2 separate regions of the Homo sapiens genome follow, and region 2 is linked to region 1. A link is an interaction called in ENCODE POLR2A ChIA-PET data of the cell type or tissue named here. Cell type or tissue: Panc1. All regions are shown on one strand.

What was found. Peaks named below come from ENCODE experiments on the same cell type or tissue, not always from the same donor. Only the 100,000 strongest peaks of a DNase experiment are listed, where the experiment ranks them.
Region 2: POLR2A ChIA-PET joins it to region 1 with 14 read pairs; 4 of 35 experiments call an interaction of 5 or more read pairs at or near these places.

What each region holds. Positions count from the first base shown.
Region 1 is chr1:200,361,115-200,369,114 of GRCh38, forward strand. LINC00862 (long intergenic non-protein coding RNA 862) reads right to left here. Exons shown (of 5, transcript NR_040064.1): 4 at 7,551-7,757. Among named protein-coding and RNA genes, the nearest start is that of LINC00862, 8.7 kb to the right of the region's middle. RefSeq lists enhancers at 3,047-3,341, 3,067-3,361. In Panc1, a CTCF peak has its summit at 5,248 (motif pointing right); no DNase peak of the experiment used is centred here; H3K27ac peaks cover 3,638 bases.
Region 2 is chr1:200,513,559-200,521,558 of GRCh38, forward strand. LOC107985459 (a long non-coding RNA gene) reads right to left here. Exons shown (of 3, transcript XR_001737816.3): 3 at 6,020-6,386. Among named protein-coding and RNA genes, the nearest start is that of KIF14, 100 kb to the right of the region's middle. In Panc1, no CTCF peak of the experiment used is centred here; no DNase peak of the experiment used is centred here.

The sequences.
Region 1 (8,000 bases):
TTCAAGTCCCCTCTGGGGCTCCCTCCTCTTTTTCTAGAACTCTCAGTTATTGTAGCACCTCAAAGCTCAGTCTGCTGATCCCTTCTCTTCTCTGTCAGTACTCCCTTTATGATCTCTTTGTCTCTGGGCTTTAAATATTTATATACTGGTAATTTCTAAAAGCGTATCACCAGACCAGACCCCTTTCTCTCCTCCATTTGATCTCCACTTGGATATCAAGTGGACATCTCACACTCAACATGGGCAAAAATGAACCCTTGGTGTTCCCCCCAAATCTGTTTCCTCTGCATATCCTTGCCACCCCAGGTATTGGCAATGCCATCCTTCCAGTTGCTCATGCCATAAGCCCTGGAATAAATCCTCACGTTCTCTTTTCCACTCACATTCCATATCCAACCCAGGGATAAATCCTGTTGGTTTTACCTTCAACATAGATCCAGAATCTGCCCACTTCTCACCCTCATACTGTTATGAACCCTGGTCAGACCCATCATCATCTCTTGTCTGGATTACTCAATGGCTCCTAACTGGTCTTTCTGCTTCAAACCCAGTCTATTCTGAATATAGCAATCAGAGCAATCGTTTTAGATTTTTGTTGTTGCTGTTGTTTTTGAGACAGGGTCTTGCTCTGTTGCCCAGGCTGGAGTACAGTGGCATGATCATGACTCAGTGCACCCTCAACTTCCCAGGCTCAAGTGATCCTCCCACCTCAGCCTCCTGAGTAGCTGGGACTACAGGTACGCAACCAGCATACCCAGCTTTATTTCTTTTTTAGTGGAGATGAGGTCAGGCTATGTTGTCCAGGCTGGTCTCAAACTCCTGGCCTCAAGTGATCCTCCTGCCTCGGCCTCCCAGAGTGCTGGGATTACAGGCATGAGCCATTGCACCTGGCTTAGAGCCATCTTTTTAAACTCTCAGTCACATGTCCTCCTCTGCTCAGAACTTTGCAATGGCTCCATGTTCCTCTCATAGTTAAAACTCAGAGTCCTTAAAATGATGCTGGCCAGTCTGACTCTCTTACTCCCCGACCTCACTTTCAACTACTTTACCCCTCACTCACTCTGTTTCAGCCACACTTACTTCCTTGCTGTTCCTACATCTTGCCAGAAGGCAATTTCCTGTTTCTCCTTAGTTGTTTCCTCTGCTTGGAAATCTCTTCTATTGAGATTCCCACATGGCTAACTCACTCAGCAACTTCAAATCTTTGTTCAAATGTCACCTTCTCAATGAAAACTGCCCTGACCTGAGCTAGATCTCAGACACAGGCACCTGACCCCACTCATCTACGTGTTCTCCCAGGAGGCTCGGCCTCTGAACTAGTTCTTCCTGGGCCTCTGAAAAAACCCTCCTTGCTGAGTGCCTTCTCTGACCCCATATTAGGCCCTGAGAAAAGGAACCATTCTAATGTTGTAGGGCTCAAATCAATTGTTCCAGATCCCAAGGCTTGTAAACAATTGAGACTGAAACCATGCCTGCTAGAAGCCTGTGCTGTCCCACTGTGCTGCTTGCTGGAGAGCTTCCATGCCCTTGTCCTGCCCAACACAGGCCATTGTTCTACCCGTAGTAACGAGCCCAATTCCATGTCTAATCAGGGAGTAGAATGATGAAAAGCAGTTAGTTTAGAATTTTGGGTTGTTGGGTTTTGTGGGTTTTCTTTCTTTCTTTTTTTTTAATTATCAAGTCATTATATTATGTCCATCAGTCAAAATTGAAAAAAAACACAAAGGATTTTTAATACACTTCATGTTTTCATCTGTGGATGTTAATTACAGAATAGCTGACAGCAGAAGAGTATTTTAGGTTAGAATCTTTCTCTGAGTCTCACTGGGCTCCCGGGTGATTATTTGCAGCCCTTCTGTCCCTTCTTCCAGGCCTTCCCTTTATCCCACCCCACCCCATCTCACCTCTGCGCCCTCTTAATTGTTCACGGAGAGAAAGCAAGAACACCAACCAACTGATGACATTCTTTCTGTACTTAGTGTTACTTGCCAGTGAGTAGTCATTTTTGTGAGCTGGGAGACATTCTCCACCATGGCTAATTACCAGGGAGTTCGAGTCATTCTGCCTGGGTTCAAATACCCCCTCTGCCACTAATGCTGTGGGAATGATTTGGCCTCTTTAAGGTATTGAAAATTAGCGTTCCTTCTGTATAGGGGGCTGTATAGTGAGCGAATTCAATTAAAGACCAGAGCCAGCCTCTGGCATAGAGGAAGTGAGCACTCAGAGTACAGTAGCTGTTGCTATTGATATTTCACAGGCTCTGATGCAGAGAAGCTTGTCCCCAGTGCTCCATCCACGAAGGGAGCAAGTTGCTCCCCATTCATGACTCAAAACACCCTGGAGGAAGATTATGTTTACTGGTTCTATAGTAAACTTCCACCTTGTGAAATGACTTCGGATGTTTGTTAATACTGGTAAGCTTTCCGACTTCCCTGTGAGTGGAGTGTTGGCATTCTCTTTAGCCCCAAATACTTACTTTAAAGAAAACCACTCTTATGTTACAAAAATACAATAGCAATTCTAAATAGAAGTTATTCCTACTTCAATCTTTATCTATAACCCTCATTTCCAGTGAGTTCTATAAACTTTCTTTCTGATTCTAAGGAAACTGTAGCTTCCTGCCACTTCCTCTATTAATACAGTTGTAGTAACATCTCCTCACTGTCTATTCAACTACATGATCAAAATAGGAAAACGGACTCCCTAAAAGTTGAACTTAAATTAGACATTAACTCTCAATATCTGGTTCATGATTGTATTTTTTTGTTATTAATTCTTTAAAATTAATTCAAGAATCTTAATTATGCAAAGCTTCAGTATAATAGCAAAGACTATTTTCTCCTTTTATTAAACATTGCAAGGCAACTGCTTTACCATTTATATTCATTTTCACTTTCTAGGAACACAAATAAATATTTAGAGAATTTCACACACAAAAAAGTCATCAATCAGAAAGAGGACTTAGCAGACTATTAGAAAAAAAAAAAAGGTTGTTTTAAGTATATGTAAGTTACTATGTATCTATGTACACAGTAACTTTCTCCTTTCCAGTCTTCCTATTTGTATTCAAATATTCAAATAACATACCAGCTAGCTGCTAATGGTGTGATTTTCTGCAGTACTTTTCCTGGATGCAAAATGTTTGACCCTGCAAAGACAAGGTGACTCAGCACATTCAAATTACAGAGCTCAGGTTTAGAGGATACACACATTGCAAGAACTGCTGAGAAGATATTAGGAGAGAATTTTTGTTAAGGTTTGAAAGGTCAAAGAATTTAAATGTATGCCCCTCTAGCCCTACCCCCACCCTGCCCCAAAAAAGGAAAAGTACGGACTGGAGAAATGAGAAATAAGATTGTGGTAAAAAACAATTCCATCTGATTGCTAAAAAGATTGTTGTACTTAACTATATTAGCATTTAAATGGCCCTGGTAGGACATGGAGGAAATACCTACACGCTAATGCAAAAAAGGTAGGGAAGCTGTCAGGTTTGCACCTTTTTTGTCTCATTGTTTAAGTGGAGCCAGTTTTTTTCCCAGGCTGGATAAACAGACTGCAGTGAAGGTGAAACAGACATTGAGAAAGCTAATATTGCTTACAAAAAAGCAAATAAAAATTTTTAATTACAAACACTGTAAAGCTGAGAAATTGAGAATGTTAATTACTATATGCTTTTCTACTGGTGTGTTTGGGAACTAGTGATTCCCAAACCTTGCAGACTATCAAAACCACAAGGGGAGGTTTTCATAAATGTAGATTTACAGTTCCCTTCCTGTCCCCATTCTGATTCAGTGGGTTTGGGGTAGAGCCCAGGAGTCTGTAAAACACTCATCCAAGTGATTCCGACACACAGGCTAGGCTGGGATCAGACACAGCTGATGAAATGCAAAGGTGAGGCAAAACAAACCGGGAGTCACATCTCTCCCAGCCCAACTGTAAAATGCATAGGTAAAATGTCAAAGAGTACTTTAACATTTAGGAGGATGTCTCTTCATATGTTAAAGCTAACAAATGAGGCCAGGCGCAGTGGCTCAAGCCTGTAATCCCAGCACTTTGGGAGGTCGAGGTGGGTGGATCACTTGAGGTCAGGAGTTCAAGACCAGCCTGAACAACACGGTGAACCCCAGTCTCTACTAAAAATACAAAAATTAGCCGGGCATGATGGCGGGTGCCTGTAATCCCAGCTACTCAAGAAGGCTGAGGAGGGAGAATCGCTTAAACCCGGGAGGCAGAGGCTGTAATGAGCTGAGATGGCGCCACTTCACTCCAGCCTGGGTAAAAGAGCAAGACTCTGTATCAAAAAAAAAAAAAAAAAAAGCTGACAAATATTAGTCATATTTTTAATTGTCTTACCTTTTAAAATTCCCAACAATATCCTAACTTTTAAAAGTTATTCTAGAACATGACCTTGCCTTCTAGTTCCTGTTTATAGTGATGAGCTACACATATCTTTGTGCCTGAAACAAAGACTTCTTTGCCAGACTCTGTGCCTGCTAATTTCCTTCAATTCATTCACAGAGTCTTCACTGCAACTCCCGTAAGTAGCTACTATTATCCCCATTTTACAGATGAAGAAGTGTGTCTATGAGAATTGTTCTAGTGATAAACCTGAGACTTAAACAGAGTCCTAATACTCATGCTGGATTGTCCATTGTTATAAAGAGCTGGGTTTGTTGGTTGGTTATTTGGAGAAATTTACACATGACATTTGGTTATGTTCAAAAGAATCTCAGGCCTGGCATAGTCTTCATACATTCAGCAAACAACAGTTAGGCATCGTGTCAGGTGTGGGCAAATACAAGGACCACCCACAGCTCTCTACCCTGGAAGTACCTTCCCCACCCCTCTACAGGGTAGCAGACAGACAAAGAGGAATCATCTCCAAGAGATACAAGGGCCACCCACAGCTCTCTACCCTGGAAGTACCTTCCCCACCCCTCTACAGGGTAGCAGACAGATAAAGAGGAATCATCTCCAAGAGTTTCTTCTGGACTTTGCTCTATTAACTGTCCCATTGCCTTCAGGGGCACATGCGTAACTGTCTGAACTGAAACATTTCCACTGCTGATTCAGAAATGTGTTCACCCTAATTATGGGCACAGAATGCTCTGAGGAACACAGGTGGGAGGGGCTGTCTCGGGCCCTCTGGATGCCTTCACAGAGAATATGGCTTATGAGCTGAAGGTTGAAGGATGAAAAATATGTCACAAAGCAAAGTGAAAGGGCCCAGGGCAGCATGTGCTGGGCCTGCCATGTCCAGCAGGGGACCCTGGGGCTGAAGTAAGGCCAGAGGTAGGAGCAACAGGGGGAATGGGGCAGGTGGGGAAGTGGGTTGTAGGCTGGGAAAAGACCCAGAAGGGGATTTTATGCTATGTGAGGAGTTTAGAATTCAAAAGATGCAAAAGGGAACAAACAATGGGGGGTTTTTTGTGTTTGTTTTTGTTATTTGGGTTTTGTTTGTTTTTCTGTTTGTTTTTGGCTAAAGAAGGAACAAAGATATCTGTAACTGGTTGTGATCAATTAGTTGTAAACACTGTTGCACTTGACCAGCCCCAGCCGTGGTTTTTATGCAGAGGAGTCATAGGACCAGATTGGTATTTTAGTAATGCTCGTGCCAGGGTAGAGAATGGGTTGCACAGAAGGCACAGGGCTTGACAGATCAGATCAAAGGCTGTTGCAACAATCCAGGTTGGATCCAGTCCAAACTAATGGTGTGATCCTGCCATTAAAAAAAAGGAACTCACTGGAGAAGTTTCTGAGGTTCGGGGCATGAGCTTTGGAGTCAGGTGGGCTGAATGCTGGTTCTCAACCTCTTCTTAGCCATGTCTGTAACGTCATCAAAACCTCACCTTGCTTATTTCATATGAGATGAAATCTGCTGTCTGGGTCATTTTGCAAATGAAATTGGGGTTCATGCTCAACTGCACAAGGTTCTCACTCCATCAGTGGTGACAGTGATGATGATGATGATGATGATAATGACAGACAATACTTTGGTGACTGATTGGCTTTAGGCTGAGGGTAAGTGACAGAAGAGTACAGGATACCTCCAAGGTTTCTAATTGGGTGAGTGAAGGCACACATTGTCAACCGGGCTGGGGGCACAGAAAGAGGACCTGGTTTAGAAAAAAAAAAAAAAAAGTAGTGCATTTGGTTTTGAACATGTTGTGCTAAGGACACCTACCAGAATTTGTTTTATGAACAGTTAGTTGGAAATACAGATTGAAAGAGGAGTCAGGGCCGGGCTTGGTGGCTCACACCTGTAATCCCAGAACTTTGGGAGGCCGAGGTGGTCGAATCATGAGGTCAGGAGTTCAAGACCAGCCTGGCCAACATGGTGAAACCCCATCACTACTAAAAATACAAAAAATTAGCTGGGCATAGTGGCGGGCGCCTGTAATCCCAGCTACTTGGGAGGCTGCGGCAGGAGAATTGCCTGAACCTGGGAGGCAGAGGTTGCAGTGAGCCAAGATCGCGCCACTGTACTCCAGCCCAGGCGACAGAGTGAGACTCTGTCTCAAAAAAAAAAGTAAAGAAAGAGGAGTCAGGGCTAGAAGTACAAATTCTTGAGCCATTTGGGATCATGTCTGAAGCTGTGGGAATGAAGTTTCAGGGAACACTAATACATATGGCATATTGAGAAGAAACCAGAGTAGCAACGATTTTGTTCAAAATGAAAGCTCTGATTCAGGATTTTCAGAAACAGAGAGCCGTTAAACAAATGTACATTGAGAGCAAACTACATGCCAGGCACTGTCCTGGAGCTGGAAACTGGAACATACAAGCCAACCCATGGAAAGCTCACATTGTCACAGAGGAGACAACCCTGTAATAAACCTGGTACCCCAAAAGAGGGAAAACACCATGAGGGAAGTAGGCAGGGTGCAGGCAGAGGGTGAAGATGTTGAATGCCTGGGGGAGGCCCAGGCTAGCTACAGGGGCCAGGTAAGGCCTCCCTAGGAGAGGACATTTGAGCTGAGACCTGAGACTAGGAGAGCATTAACTGAGGACTTATTAAGTACAAGGCTCTGTTCTAAGCCTTTTAAGTACATTATCCTATTTAATCCTTACAACAACCCAATGAGGTAGGTGCTGTTATTATCCTCATACTAAAAATAAGGAAACTTAACCACAGAAATGTTAAGTAACTTCCCCCACACAGCTAGCAAGCTGGCACAGAAGACCCTGACTCAGACAGTCTAGCTTCAGACAGCCCGTGCTCTTCCCCGCTGCACAAACTGCCTCTCACTGTCTGTGATAAATGCTCCTATTAATAGAAAATGAGTTCAAGAAGGAAAATGCGATCAACAGTGATCACAGTGGTTCAGAGCACAAAGGCTTCATCTAGAAATAATTTTAAGTGCTTGGTCTTTGCTATGTTACTACTTAAAGTGTGGAAGCTTCATAGAGAATTGGTCAGTAGCCCCAGATTCAAGTGTCAGCTTCGCTATTCTCTAATTTCGTAACCTGCGGACAGACAAGTAATGACCTCTACGAACCTTCATTCTTTTCACCAGTAAGGTAGGTCTAATACACAACTCCAAACTTACCATGAAGATAAAGAGATTCAATCCACATACATGACAATCTCTAGCAGACAATGTTATCTTCAGGAGATGGCTGATGCTGGGGAAAGTTTCCCAGTACAGATAGCACACCATGACGTCTTCGTAAAAAGATGAAGCTCAGAGCAGGTGCAGCACTGAAAACAGGACACTTTAGGTGACAGCCTACAGACTGCTATTCTGAGAAAAGATCTTCAAGGGGTAGAAAAAATCACTTTTAGAACTCCAACTGGTCTTATCAATTTTTAAGGAAAATTAAATTTGTCATATTTGCCATTGTGAAAATCAGCTCAAATATACAACAGGAAAGCTTATTTCACTGAAACTCAGTTCATTCCAGACTCAATAAAAAATGACAGGCTTCTTCTGTGTTCTACCTTTTCCTCCTCTACTTTCCTCTTTCCAGACAATAAAGTATTGTCCCTTGTGAGGTAG
Region 2 (8,000 bases), 150 kb after region 1:
AAAAATATAAAATTAGCCAGGCGTGGTTGAGCATGCCTGTAATCCCAGCTACTCGGGAGGCTGAGGCAGGAGAATCGCTTGAACCCAGGAGGCAGAGGTTGCAGTGAGCCAAGATCATGTCATTGCACTCCATCATGGGCGACAGAGAGAGACTTCATCTCAAAAAATAAAAAAGAAAAAGAAAAAATATAAGTGGTCAATTAACACATGGAAAAAATGTGTAACTTCATTGATAACTGAAGCATGAAAGTGAACCAAAAGTAAGATGTAATTTTTCACCTATCAAACAGCTTAAAATTTTTAAAAATGATAATACTTATTGTTGATAAGGCTATGTTGAGACTGATGTTTTCATATAATGGTGATGGAAGGATAAATGTATTAATGTATATTAAACTCCTTTGCAAATTTCCTATCTAGCCAGGCACAGTGGCTCAAACCTGTAATCCCAGCACTTTAGGAGGCTCAAGCAAGAAGACTGCTTGAGGCCAGCAGTTCGAGACCAGCCTGGGCAACATGGCAAGACCCCATCTCTACAAAAAAAATGTAAAATTTAGCTGGCATAGTGGTGCTTGCCTGTAATTGGGAAAGCTACCCAGGAAGCTGAAGTGGGAGGATTGCTTGAGCCCGGGAGGTTGAGGCTGCAGTGAGCCATGATTGTGCCACTGCACTCCAGCCTGAATGACATAGCAAGACCCTGTTTCAAGACAAAACAACAACAACAACAAATTCCATACCCTTGGATATTATAATCCCACTTCTATGGATATATCCTCAGGAAATAATCAGAGATGTAAGTATTTATGTACCAAAATGCTTGCTGAAGCATTATCTGTAGTAGTGACGAATTGGAAACAACACAAATCTCCCAAGCTAGAAGAATGGTTAAATAAATGATGGTGTATTCACAGAAATGGATTTATGCCATCAGTAAAAATCATGCTTTAAAGGAATATTGAATGCTATGAGAGAATGCTGATAATAAGTAAAGAAAAGCAGGGTACACATTACATATATATGTACATGTATTTGCACATATATATTACATTCGAGACCTAAACAGATATAAAAAGATTCCTAAATGTTAACATAATTTCCCTGGGAAGTAAAATTGTGGATGATTATTCTGTTCTTTTTGCTTTTCTGCCTTTCTAAATTTTCCTACAGCAGGACTTAATTATTTTTAAAAAATTTACATTTTTAAAAAACAATTGGTGTGGCTATTGTTCCTTCAACATTAGATTGAAATGATCTTTAATATATTTGGGAAGTGGAGGACACATTTCTTGGGATTCTTTTTCAGATGATTCTTACTCAAAAAATATCCAAATGACATTTTCAGAAAAATTATTCCCATTGTTTATGATGTGGTATCTGGAGTCCACATGGGAATTTTTTTTTTTTAAGAGACAGGGTCTCGCTCTGTCACCCAGGCACTGGAGTACAGTGGTGGGGTCACAGCTTGCTGTAACCTCAAACTCCTGAGCTCAAGTGATCCTCTTGCCTCAGCCTCTGGAGTATCTAGGACCATAGGCGTGTGCCACCTCCCCTGGCTAATTTTTTTATTTTTTGTAGAGATGGGGTCTCCCTATGTTGCCCAGGCTTGTCTTGAACTCCTGGCCTCAAATATTCCTCCAGCCTTGGCCCCTCAGAGTGCTGGAATTATAAGTTTGAGTCACTGAGCACTGCCCCACATGGGAATTTTTTTTTTTTTAGACCAAGTCTTGTTCTGTCGCCCAGGCTGCAATAGCAGTCAATCTAGAGTATAGGCAGGACATCATTCCAGCTCTGACCTCTTCCCCTGCAACTGCTCACACAACCTCTGGTCCCAGTATCTCGAAGACCTGTAATCTGACCCCAAACCACCCTTCCCAATCTTGCCTGCTCCTCTCTCCAGCATTGCTGTGATATTCTCTGTGTCTGGGGAGCACACCTCCCCCTTGCCCTCATTTGTTCTGTTCCATCCACCCACAGGGAACAATGCCTGGGATCCCCCAACCGCAATTCTGCCCATGAGGTCTTCTCCAAGCCCACCTCCCTCCAGGAAGTGTCCTCCAAACTACACAACCATAATGGCAGCCCTCTCTTCTTCTCCGATTAGTAGCAAGATCCTTTAGAGCAGGGATTTTGGCACAGAGCTTGCATAGGACAGGCACTCAGTAAAGGCGGGTTACTTGGTGGTATGGAAGGAAAAAAGGAAGAGAGGGAAGGAAGCAGGGAAGGGGAAAGAAGGGAGGAAGGAAAAGGGAGGGAATAGAGCTCACTGACAGCTGGAGGCTCAGGTTCCTTTTGAAGCTAAAGGCAGAGGACTGGTAGCACTCCAGTGTTTAGAGTGTTTGATACCTATTCTTGATTCTTTAAAAATACAAGAAAATGGGATTGAATAAAGAGAAAGGATAAAATAAAAAGTCTTGGAGAATGCAAGTACCTCAGATTGACTGCTTTGTATCTCTCTAAGTTGATCAGATAGCAAAGAGCTAAGCACTGAAATTCAGTAATGCCTATGCTATGCTATGCTATTTACCCTATTAGACACTCACCTGGGCAGGCTAATTTTGTTTTGTTTTGTTAAAAAAGAGCTGAACACTGCCTTCCTCCTCATTTCAACATGAAATGACATTTGCCTCAATTCATCCCATGCCTTTCAAACTTCCAGATCCATGTAGTGAGAGGCCAAAGCATATATTATTCCCTCATACATATAAAACAATGAATTATACTGTTATTCATTGAAGCATTTTAATGATAAAAGATGGAAAAATCTAAATGTCAATTAATGAGGGGTGAGGCCAGGTTTGGTGGCTTATGCCTGTAATCCTGGCACTTTGGGAGGCCAAGGCTAGAGGATCACTTGAAGCCAGGAGTTTGAGACAAGCCTGGGCAACATGGCAAAACCCTGTCTCTACAAAAAATACAAAAATTAGCCAGGCATGGTGGTGTGTGCCTGTGTTCCCAGCTACTCCAGAGGTTGAGGCAGAAGTATTGCTTGAGCCCAGGAAGTCGAGGTTGCAGTGAGCTATGATCCTGCCACTGCACTCCAACCTGGGCAACAGAGTGAGAATCTGTCTCAAAATAATAATAATAATAGAATAATAAGGGATGGATTGACTACATTATGGCCTAGACAATTGAATACTAGGCAGCTGTGAAATAGAATGGGAAGCTCTTTATGAACTGCTTTTGAGATGATTTCTAAGACATTGCTATGGGAACCAAGCAAGGTAGAGAACAGTATGCACAGAACACACTATTTGATTTAAAAGGTGAAAATTATATATATTTGCTTATAAATGCATAAATATCTATGGAACAACACATAAAAAACTGGTAAAACTAGATGGCTGGGGAGGGAAGAAGGCTTTTTTTTGCCACCCTTTTGTGCCTTTTGGATTTATTTTTATTTTTATTTTTTGGGATGGAGTTTTGCTCTGTCGCCCAGGCTGGGGTACAATGGCACAATCTCGGCTCACTGCAACCTCCGCTTCCCCAGTTCAAGCGATTCTCCTGCCTCATCCTCCCAAGTAGCTGGGATTACAGGTGTGCGTCACTACCCCCAGCTAATTTATGTATTTTTACTAGTGACAGGGTTTCACCATGTTGGCCAGGCTGGTCTCGAACTCCTGACCTCAGGTGATCCGCCCACCTTGGCCTCCCAAAGTGCTGGGATTACAGGCGTGAGCCACTGCACCTGGCTGCCTTTTGGATTTTTGAACCAGATGAATGCATTAACTCTTAAGGAAATGAATAAATAAAGCCTCTTATCAGGGACATTTGTGGATGGGTTTTGGCTGGGTACTGTACACAGTGATTTACACAGATATGGCCTCTGCCTGCCAGGAGCTTGGGACAGAATCAAACCTTAGGGAGAGGAGAGGCCCAAACAAGAGCCCCACTAAGAGAAGCCAGTGATGGGCAGCCGGAGGGCTGGAAGTGCCCTCCCACCCAGAACCGAGCTCTGCCCTGCTGTGCTTCCCACTCCGGGCTCTCAGACGTTCGTGTGTTGTGAATCATTTTAGGTTTGTTTTCTTTGCGTTACAACTTGACCTGTTCTAATTTGTTCTTCTAAAAGAAATGCAGTATACGGGTTTGTACTTACGGATCCGATGAGTCTCACAGAAATAAGAACAGAACTGTCAGAGGAGATGCCTCAGAGCAGACCTGTGGTACAAAACTTCATGTCTGATGTCCCTGGAGTGTAGCAGCACAAATCAGGGAACCCAAGCTGGAAGATTCTGTGAATTTATCATGACCGCCAACAAAGCATTATCATGGTCTTTACTTTATTTATTTATTTTATTTTATTTATTTATTTTGTTTTTGAGATGAAGTCTCTCTCTGTCACCCAGGCTGGAGTGCAGTGGCGCGATCTTGGCTCACTGCAACTTCCGCCTCCTGGCTTAAAGCAATTCTCCCACCTCAGCTAGCTGAGTAGCTGGGACTACAGGTGCGCACCACCATGCCCAGCTAATTTTTGTATTTTTAGTAGAGACAGGGTTTCACCACATTGGCCAGGCTGGTCTTGAACTCCTGATCTCAGGTGATCCACCTGCCTCAGCCTCCCAAAGTGCTGGGATTACAGGCATGAGACCCTCGCCTGGCCTATTTATTTATTTTAGAGAAAGAGTCTCACTCTATTGCCCAAGCTGGAATGTAGTGGTGCGATCATAGCTCACTACAGCCTCGAACTCCTGGGCCCAAGTGATCCTCCTGTCCCAGCCTCCCAAGTAGCTGGGACTACAGGCATGCGCCACCACACCTGGCTGATTTTTAAATTTTTTGTTGCGACAAGGTCTCACTATGTTGCCCAGGCCAGTCTCAAACTCCTGGGCTCAAGTGATCCTCCCACCTCAGCCTCCCAAAGTGCTAGGATTACAGGCATGAGCCACTGCACCTGGCTTATGGTGGGCTTTATTAATGTAATTGCTGGCTTCTTGCCCAGTGTACTCTCAATTTTACTATCTTCAAGCCTCAGGAAAAATCTAAATTGACTAGGATTTTTATTTTCTTCTGGTAATGGGGAGAAACTCATTATTATGAGAAATATTTTATTAAGTGGTATATTAAAATACACTTAAGTTTTAGTGTGAGTTCTGCTGACACTTCATTTTCAGCCAGGTCACCTAGCCCTGTGACATCATCAGTGGAAATTAATGTTCTGGAATAATGACAGTGCACACAGCCTAAGTTACCAAGGAAAGATCTGCTTGTGCATGCCCATATAAGGACATTTAAATCATATTCTGAGAAATATTTGATGACACAGGAAAGTGTGCATGAAATATAAAATGTTAAATGAGAAAGGCAAGATGCAGCATGCCAAACATCTTTTGTGTGTGCGTGAGAAAGACTGGAAGGAAATTAAAATTTTAAAGCTGTTATTATTTCTGTGCAGTAAAAACTATTGGTGATATTTATTTTCTTCTTTTTCTTATCTACATTTTTACAAATGAGCTAATGAGCTTTTTTTTTTTTTTCTTTTTTTTTTTTTTGGAGACAGAGTCTTGCTCTGTTGCCCAGGCTGGAGTGCAGTGTTGCAATCTCAGCTCACTGCAACCTCCGCCTCCAGGGTTCAAAGCAATTCTCCTGCCTCAGCCTCCTGAGTAGCTGGGATTACAGGTGCGCACTACCACATCCGGCTAATTTTTGTGTTTTTAGTAGAGATGGGATTTCACCATGTTGGCCAGGCTGGTCTCGAACTCCTGACCTCAGGTGATCTGCCTGCCTCTGCCTCCCAAAGTGCTAGGATTACAGGCATGAGCCACCACGCCCGACCTAATATTTTCATAATTAGACACAAAGTCTAATTTTTAGAAAGATTTCAGCCTGGGCAACATAACAAAACCCCATCTCAAACAAAATACAAAAATTTGCTAGGCGTGGTGGCATAGGCGTGGTGGCATACACCTATAGTCCCAGCTACTTGGGTGGCTGATGTGGAAGGATCACCTGACCCCAGGAGATTGAGGCTGCAGTGAGCTGTGATCATGCCACTGTACCCCAGCCTGGGTGACAGAGTGAGACCCTGTCTCAAAAAAAAAGAAAAAAGAAAAAGAAAGAAAAATTTATTTGTATTTAGTGTACTCTACTAGCTAGGAGCAATAAATTTGAGCAAGATATCCAGCAACTCTGAAGTGCTGAAACAAAAATACTCAATTTGCTAAACCATTGCTCTCCCCTACTCACCGATGAATTGAGGGTTCCTGTGCTTTGAACAACATTTCTGTGATGAACAGAGTTTGCTGCAGGGATCATAAGCACCTGGGGTCAGCTGCTCACCTGAACACATCCTATCCTGTGGAAATGTGTGGGTGGTGGCCAAGCCTCTCACCAACAAAGGAGGTTGTGTGGCATTTCTTGCAACCTGATGCGTCTCGATTGATTCAGACCTGTTAGTGGGGACCATTAGGAGGATAAAGTTAATAAATAATAAATAGCATATTTACACAACCCTCGCGATCCCCAAAGACCTTAAAGTGCTTTATAAAAGAATAGATAAATTATATATTGGGGACACATTCTCTGCTACTGAAACGCAGCCTCTTCTGGGGGGAAAAGTGGCAGTTGTTAAATGGTGCACAGTCCAGATGGACAGGAAGCCCAGAGGTTCTTTTTTTTTTTTTGAGAAGAGGTTTGCTCTGTAGTCCGGGCTGGAGTACAGTGGCATGATCTCAGCTCACTGCAACCTCCACCTCCAGAGTTCAAGAGATTCTCCTGCCTCAGCCTCTCTAGCTGGGATTACAGGCGTGTGCAACCATGCCTAACTAATTTTTTGTATTTTTAGTAGAGACAGAGTTTCACGATGTTGGTCAGGCTGGTCTCGATCTCCTGACCTCAAATGATCCACCCACCTCGGCCTCCCAAAGCGCTGGAATTACAGGCATGAGCCACCGCGCCCAGCCTCAGAGCTTCTTTTAAAGTTAATTTTACCATTAGCCGGGCGTGGTGGTGCTCACCTGTAGTCCCAGCTACTCGAGAGGCTGAGGCATGAGAATCGCTGTAACCCAGAAGGCAGAGGTTGTAGTGAGCTGATATGGGACCACTGCACTCCAGCCTGGGTGACAGAGTGAGACCCTGTTTCAAAAAAAGAAAAACAGAGGTTAATTTTACCAGAGGAATGCAGATTTAAAAAAACAACCAGTCACTGGACAATCAAGGAAAAAGGTAGAGGCACCCAGCCCTTAGCAAATGGAAGGAGTAGAAAGAATGAACCCACATCTGTCCAGAAGAACCAGAATCCCACCTCGGCCTGCTCTATCATCTCTTCAGAGGCTGCGGCCAACGAATGCATCTTCCTGGTCAATTGACAAGCATTAGCTGTTGCTGGGGAAATCACCTGAATTGCACAAGCCTCGGTTTCCTCATCTGTAAAATGAGGATGTTAATAATACAACTGAGGCTACAGCCATGCTGCAAGGATTAAATCAGATAAAACAGGAACAGTGCCTGTCTGAGAGAGGTGGTAAAGGGACAAAGTTTCTTTCCTTTTTTTTTCTTTTTTTTTTTTGAGACAGAATCTTGCTCTGTCGCCAGGTTGGAGTGCAGTGGCGCTATCTCAGCTCACCGCAACCTCCGCCTCCCAGGTTCAAGCGATTCCCCTGCCTCAGCCTCCCGAGTAGCTGGGACCACAGGCACGCACCACCATGCCCAGCTAATTTTTTGTATTTTAGTAGAGACAGGGTTTCACCATGTTGGCCAAGACAGTCTCGATCTCCTGACCTCGTGATCCACCCGCCTCGGCCTCCCAAAGTGCTGGGATTACAGGCATGAGCCACAGCGCCGGGCCTTTTTTTTTTTTTTTTTTTTTTTTGAGACAGAGTTTCGCTCTTGTTGCCCAGGCTGGAGTGCAATGGCACCATCTCGGCTCACTGCAACCTCCACCTCCCGGGTTCAAGCGATTCTCCTGCCTCAGCCTCACAAGTAGCTGGGATTACAGGCATGGGCCACCACGCCTGGCTAATTTTGTATTTTTAAAAGAGATGGGGTTTCTCCATGTTGGCCAG